2 separate regions of the Homo sapiens genome follow, and region 2 is linked to region 1. A link is a loop called in an ENCODE intact Hi-C map of the cell type or tissue named here. Cell type or tissue: heart left ventricle. All regions are shown on one strand. Each heading gives the region's core, and the rest is flanking DNA. Links, peaks and the distances in the headings are about the cores only.

Region 1 (2,917 bases), core at 319-2,818:
TAATTATTGGATGATATTAGAAAAGTAGTAAATGGGAAATATTGGTGTCCCCATGCTGTATGTTTTAGCACAGATTAATGTAAGAAATTATTATGGATCTATGGTGGGACTAGTAAGCAATTTCCAAATTAAATTATAAGAAACATTATCACAAAAAACATTTGAAAAGAAAGAGCTTTAATGTTTGGAATAGATTCTGCATCAAAAGAAGCAACTTATCATCTTGCCAAACCTCAGCCTCGTCATTGTTTTGGAGCAAGAAAGAGAATTGAACCTCACTCATGTTTTGTTGCCTGTACCATTGAACAAGGCCCTGACTGTTAAGACTAATGTTGAGACCCTTGTTTTCTTTGCAGACTGCATCATCTGCTATTAAAGGTGCTATTCAGCTGGGAATAGGATACACAGTGGGTAATCTCACTTCCAAGCCAGAACGAGATGTTCTTATGCAAGACTTTTATGTGGTGGAAAGTGTGTTCCTACCCAGGTAAGAACATTTTTATTTGTGATGATTTCCATGCTAAGGAACCTTCTTTGTGACAACCCCATATTGAAGGGCTTTTCTACTATGTACATGTTTATATGTACAGATGTGAATATTGGGCCTTTGGCAGGGCCAAAGGCAGTCCAAATGATGTTTACTTCCTGTTTCATCAGGATGTCTCACAATTTTTATGTGGAGATGGTAAATAGGTTTCATCTATGGACTAATTCTAATTAGTTGTGATGAATGCCTGGAAGACCATATGGAGAAAGATTTTGAGGTTCAGTGGGAAAGAGTGCAGTAATCACAGAGTAATGTCCGCCAAGGGTTTATAGAAAGAAGGCTTCCATGAAGCAGCAACTGGTGCTAGGTTTTTGCTCCCCCTAATTTAAAAGCATGGGCTGGTAGGCCCATAATTGGGCCTCAAATCTGAGTTTAGTCTTATCTCTTCTCTTTTATGATGACTTTAACTTAACTTTCCTCGAGAAAACATGGATAATCCTGCTGTTTGCAAAAATACCAAAGTTACCCATATATGTTGTCTCTAGCTTTCATCATTTTAGGGTGAGGGGATCAATTATTTAAAAACAAATACATCTGGAAATGGATGATGGTAATATGAATGTATTAATGCCACAAAACTGTACACTTAAAAGTGGCTAACATAGTAAATTTTATGTTGAGTATATTTTACCACAATAAAACTAATTAATTAAAAATTCTATTACTACGTTCATTTAGGAAGAGAAGAAGTAATCATTAAATAAGTATCACCACAAGTGACAGGATTTTTCAAATGATCCAGAAAATAAAAATAAAGATATTCAATTTGGGGACTTGTCTTTGGAGCTGTGAGAATTGATTTTAACATTTCTCTTAAAAATAAGTCATGTTATTACCAGGCTTGGGTAAACATAGCTAAAGTGACACTTTGTTTACCACTAGTGTCCTCATCACCTTATTAAAAATCTATATGTATCTTTAGAATAATTGTCTTTACACATTTATCTCTGTGTCTAGGTGTCAACTGCCTAAAAATAAAACCTGTTTGTGGACATGCAGTAACCCCCACATAGTCACCAAGGAGCAGAGCCCATAAATTTTTAAAAGTCAGCTACCTCGTTTTGCTTTAAATGCTCTTAGCTGCAGAATAAAGTTGGTCTACTGGCCTTTTGAAGTCTGCTTGTCTAGGGTCCTCTAGCAGCCATGAGAACCAGATTCCAGGCAGAAAATGGACAACCGCAAGGCCCAAGATATAATCCTTGCTTATGATCCTACTCTTCTTTCTATAGTTGGAAATGTTCTCTGTGTTTGTTTTTAACAGCCTACCATTCCAAAAAAAAAAAAATGTATATTAACTACATGTTTTTCTCTTAAAAGCCAGGGGGTCATGAGTTTATCTTCATCTTTTGGTATGATTTTTTTAGGCTCATAATGCTTGTAAGTGTGTTTGCAGGATGTTTGTTTGAGCTCTCATGGTCTCCAAAGGTCTCTACCCAGACATTTCAACTTTGTTGTTCTTTGGCTACAAAGAACAGGAGAAATGGAGGACTTCTGTGGGAGTGTGGAGACAGTGAGCTCAGGGTGCTGAGAGCATTACAGCTGAAGGTGGGGGTATAAAGACGTTCCATGTGCTCCCCCTATCCTCACTGACTGACCTCTTCTACTTCCAGTGTCCAATCAACACAGCCAACCATTGACGGGCACTTGGGGAAAGCATGGCTCAGGCATGAGGTCCCCAAATCCTAAACACTGGCACACCTGGAACTTGCTAGACATGCAGATTCTTGGGCTCCACCCAGACCAACTGAATTAGAAACTCTGTGGGTGGGAACCAGGAATCTGTTTTAACAAGCCGTCGGGGTGATTCTCAGCACAGAAAGGTTTGAGAACCACTGGCCTCGCCCATGACTTTCCACTTGAGAGAGAGAATCTTTCTGGTAGATAACAAATTTTGTTCTTGGAGTTATTACACGACTCTTACAACTAATAAAACTCAAATCATTTTTTAAAAGCATCTTAAATGTCAAAATGACATCTATTAGCACTTTGCATCTTTGGCCTTCACTGTCATCCAAGGTAGCAGCAGCAGGTGTGTCACTGGCAGAGGAGTAGCTAGCTGACTTTCCCTTATTTAGAGGCATCCATTGTCACATTTAAAATATAGCAATTTAGAGTATTTGCAGCCTATAAATGTGCACACCTGTAATCCCAGCAACTCAGGAGGAGGCTGAGGCAGGAGAATCTCTGGAGCCTGGGAGGCAGAGGTTGCAGTGGGCTGAGGTCCTGCCACTGCACTCCAGTCTGGGCGACAGGGTGGTACTCTGTCTCAAAAAAAAAAAAAAGAAAAAAATTACCTCCCTCATTTTCTTTATAATAATATTGTGTAAAATGAGTAAAAGTCTATAAGAAAAACTTTAAAAATTATTAAGT
Region 2 (2,917 bases), core at 247-2,746, 110 kb after region 1:
AGAACCCTTAAGATCAACTCTTCTAGCAAATCTCAAGTACACAATACGTGATTATTAACTATGGTCACCACACTGTGCCTCAGATCTCCAGAACTTCCTCATCTGGCATACATTTTGGCCAACACCTCCTCACTTCCTCTTCTTTCCACCAGTAACTATCATTCTAGTCTCTGCTTTTATGAGTTCAGCTTTCTTAGATTTTACAAATGAGTTCATGCAGTGTTTGGCTTTTTGCGTCTGGCGTATTTCATTTAGCATAATGTCCTCCAGGTTCATCCATGTTATTGCAAATGGCAGAATTTCCTTCTTTTTTAAGGATGAATACTCTTCCTTTGTATATGTATACCACATTTGCTTTAACCATTCATCAGATAAGGCACACTTAGGTTGTTGCCCCAACTTTTTGGGAAGCTCCCTAAGTTGGTGTTCTGACCATGTCTGCTTACTTTTTGGTTTAAGCCCAGCACTTGGAATGAAGTAGGCACTCAGTATACATTTGAATGGATGATTGGTAGTTTTGTAGGGAGAAAAGCAGATACTGTTTATTATGCTGACAGTTCATTATTAAAGTAAAATTTATATATAGTAAAAATGCAGAAATCTTTGTAGTTCCATAAATTTTGAAAAATATGTACCCAAGTTACCATCACCCAGATCAAGATAAAGAACATTCCCCCATCCCACCAGCAAGTTCCCTTCTGCCCCTTCTTAGACGTGACCCGAAGGGCTTTTCTCCTTCGTTTTTTCCTGGAAGCTTTCTACGTTTAACTTTCACATTTTGTCGGTGATCCATCTCAAATTAATTTCTGTATATGATATGAGTAGGGGTGTCGAAGGTTTCTGTTGTTGTGCTTTAACAACTATTCCTTGTTCCTTTGATGAAATCAAATAATCAAGACTTGTATATAGAAATAGATTTGTCATTGGGAAATGGATCTCTGTATCTCTTTTTCTCTTTTATAATTGAACCATGGTTGCTGGGGATAACTTAGAAACACAGGAAAGGGCTAATTTTCTGCAGTGATTGGATGGCTCAAGGCAATATGTGTAGGACAGGTTACTCCAGTCAGACCTACGTTCAAATCCAAATGCCACCAGAGGTGAGACAAGATAGTCTTAATACTCAAATGTACAAAATAAATAGCCAGAGACCTCACCTAACAGGGTTCTTTTTAATGAGTAAATGAAATAACATGTGTAATACAGTCATCACAGTATAAACATCACAGTCAACGATGCCTGCTAGCTTTACACCTGTGCTTGTGTGTGTACATGTTGGGGTATGATATTGGAAAGAAAAACAAATCTCATAGCGATATACGGTGAAAAAGGTCCCTGAACTTGGATGAGGGTTCCTCTTTAAAAAGGAGGAACCCTTTTTATATTTATATCCTATCACACACAGAGTCACTCCCCTCAAAGGGAGAGGAGGCCCTCTTCTCACCTCTGAGGCTGCTCATGGCAGGAGCTCAGTCACTGCCAGTTCTCTGAGCCATTGTGGCTTCTGTCCTCACAATGAATAAACCTGGAAACACACTGTTTGAGTCTCTTCCTGCCTATGGGTTCTAAGTGCTGCTGTCTGAGCTGTGCCTGCAGCAGGCTTCCTGCTTCTGGTGCTCACTGCGGGGAGGGGAGCCATCGGTTGATACCAGGAGAGAGCCTGCTGCTCTGCTGCCTTCATTAGAAACAGGCAGTCTCCTTGTCTAAAAATAGCAAAAGTGGGAGAGTGGGGAAGAGCAGCAGCCATGCTCAGGGCTGAAAGTGAGAAAGGCAGAAACAAGCAGATCTCTGAAAGCCTCCTGTATGGTGGCAGGCGGCTAAGCATTCTGGGTGCAGTGACTGTGGTCAAAGCTTTTCTACTTCCCTGGGTCCGTGTTGGGGGGTTTTGTAGATGTGTCCACACACTCAGCCAAGGGCTGAGCATGAAGGAGCCGCTCTGTCCTGGCAGGAGCATGAGATGTGCCACACGCTGATACTGTCCAGGCTGCAGCAGGAGCGCTAGTGCTAGTGCTTGAGAATTTCCACACCCTGTAGTATCCTCACCCACTCCCTGCCCCAACCAAAGGTGAGCTTTTTCCCAGTGGGGCACAAGGTGTTGGTTTGACCATCACTTCAGAAGCGCCTGGGTCACGCTGGAATGGGCTTGCCCTTAAGCAGAGTGTGGCTCTGGTACTAAACAAGTCTTTGCAGCCATTAAGTGAGACCAGGCTGTATTTGTGGGTGTTCTCTGCAGGTAGAGCTTTCCTGTCTACATTTGTTATCAGTTAATGTTCTGGTAGCTAAACTAAGAGCAGAAAAGGAATTCTTTCCAAGGTCTTACGATAAATCTGTCTATGCAAGCAGACCTCATCAAAGCCCCATGAAAACAGGCAGAGTCTCAGAGGTAAGAGTCCTGTTGATACTCCTGTTTGCTTATCCCAAAGAGCTTTACCCTCTCTTGGCCTTTCTTTCTCTTGTACTATCCAAACTGATCCTCTTGCTGGCCTTGTGAGATGGGCTGGGCATCTTTCCCACCCACAGATGAGGAACCAGGAGCTCAGTGTCATAACTTGCCCAGCATTGTAACCAGTAATCAGAGACGCAGAGCTTGTATCAAGGCCTCTGCCCTTCGCCTGGATATTCTCTGAGGTTTCTTCCCCACATGACAGTTTCTGAAGGGCAAAAACCTCCTAACATGAAGCAGCCTAAAATGTGGCATGAATTTAAGCAAACTTAGGGGGCAAAAAAAAGACTCCATTTAACTTTGATTTGGGAAACATTTTTCTTTGCATGACCCAGCAATTATGACTCTGAACCCAGAGAGGGAAATATAACCCTAACTCACTGTTGGCCAGGCAGTATACAATATTTATATAGTCACAATACTATAAACTCTATGTGTCAATTTTCTAATTTTAGAGCCAATCTGTGGACAAAG

Evidence for each region. Hi-C counts contacts between places; a loop is a spot of excess contacts. Peaks named below come from ENCODE experiments on the same cell type or tissue, not always from the same donor. Only the 100,000 strongest peaks of a DNase experiment are listed, where the experiment ranks them.
Region 2: it touches region 1 in a loop (2.1-fold over the local background); 8 of 110 quality-filtered maps call a loop at or near these places.

Annotation. Positions count from the first base shown.
Region 1 is chr9:68,863,481-68,866,397 of GRCh38, forward strand. It overlaps PIP5K1B (phosphatidylinositol-4-phosphate 5-kinase type 1 beta), which reads left to right. Exons shown (of 16, transcript NM_003558.4): 5 at 357-487. Among named protein-coding and RNA genes, the nearest start is that of PABIR1, 85 kb to the left of the region's middle. In heart left ventricle, for the core only: no CTCF peak of the experiment used is centred there; no DNase peak of the experiment used is centred there.
Region 2 is chr9:68,978,147-68,981,063 of GRCh38, forward strand. All of the region lies in intron 14 of PIP5K1B (phosphatidylinositol-4-phosphate 5-kinase type 1 beta), which reads left to right. Among named protein-coding and RNA genes, the nearest start is that of PRKACG, 35 kb to the right of the region's middle. In heart left ventricle, for the core only: no CTCF peak of the experiment used is centred there; DNase peaks (open chromatin) are centred at 1,624 and 2,001; H3K27ac peaks cover 2,209 bases.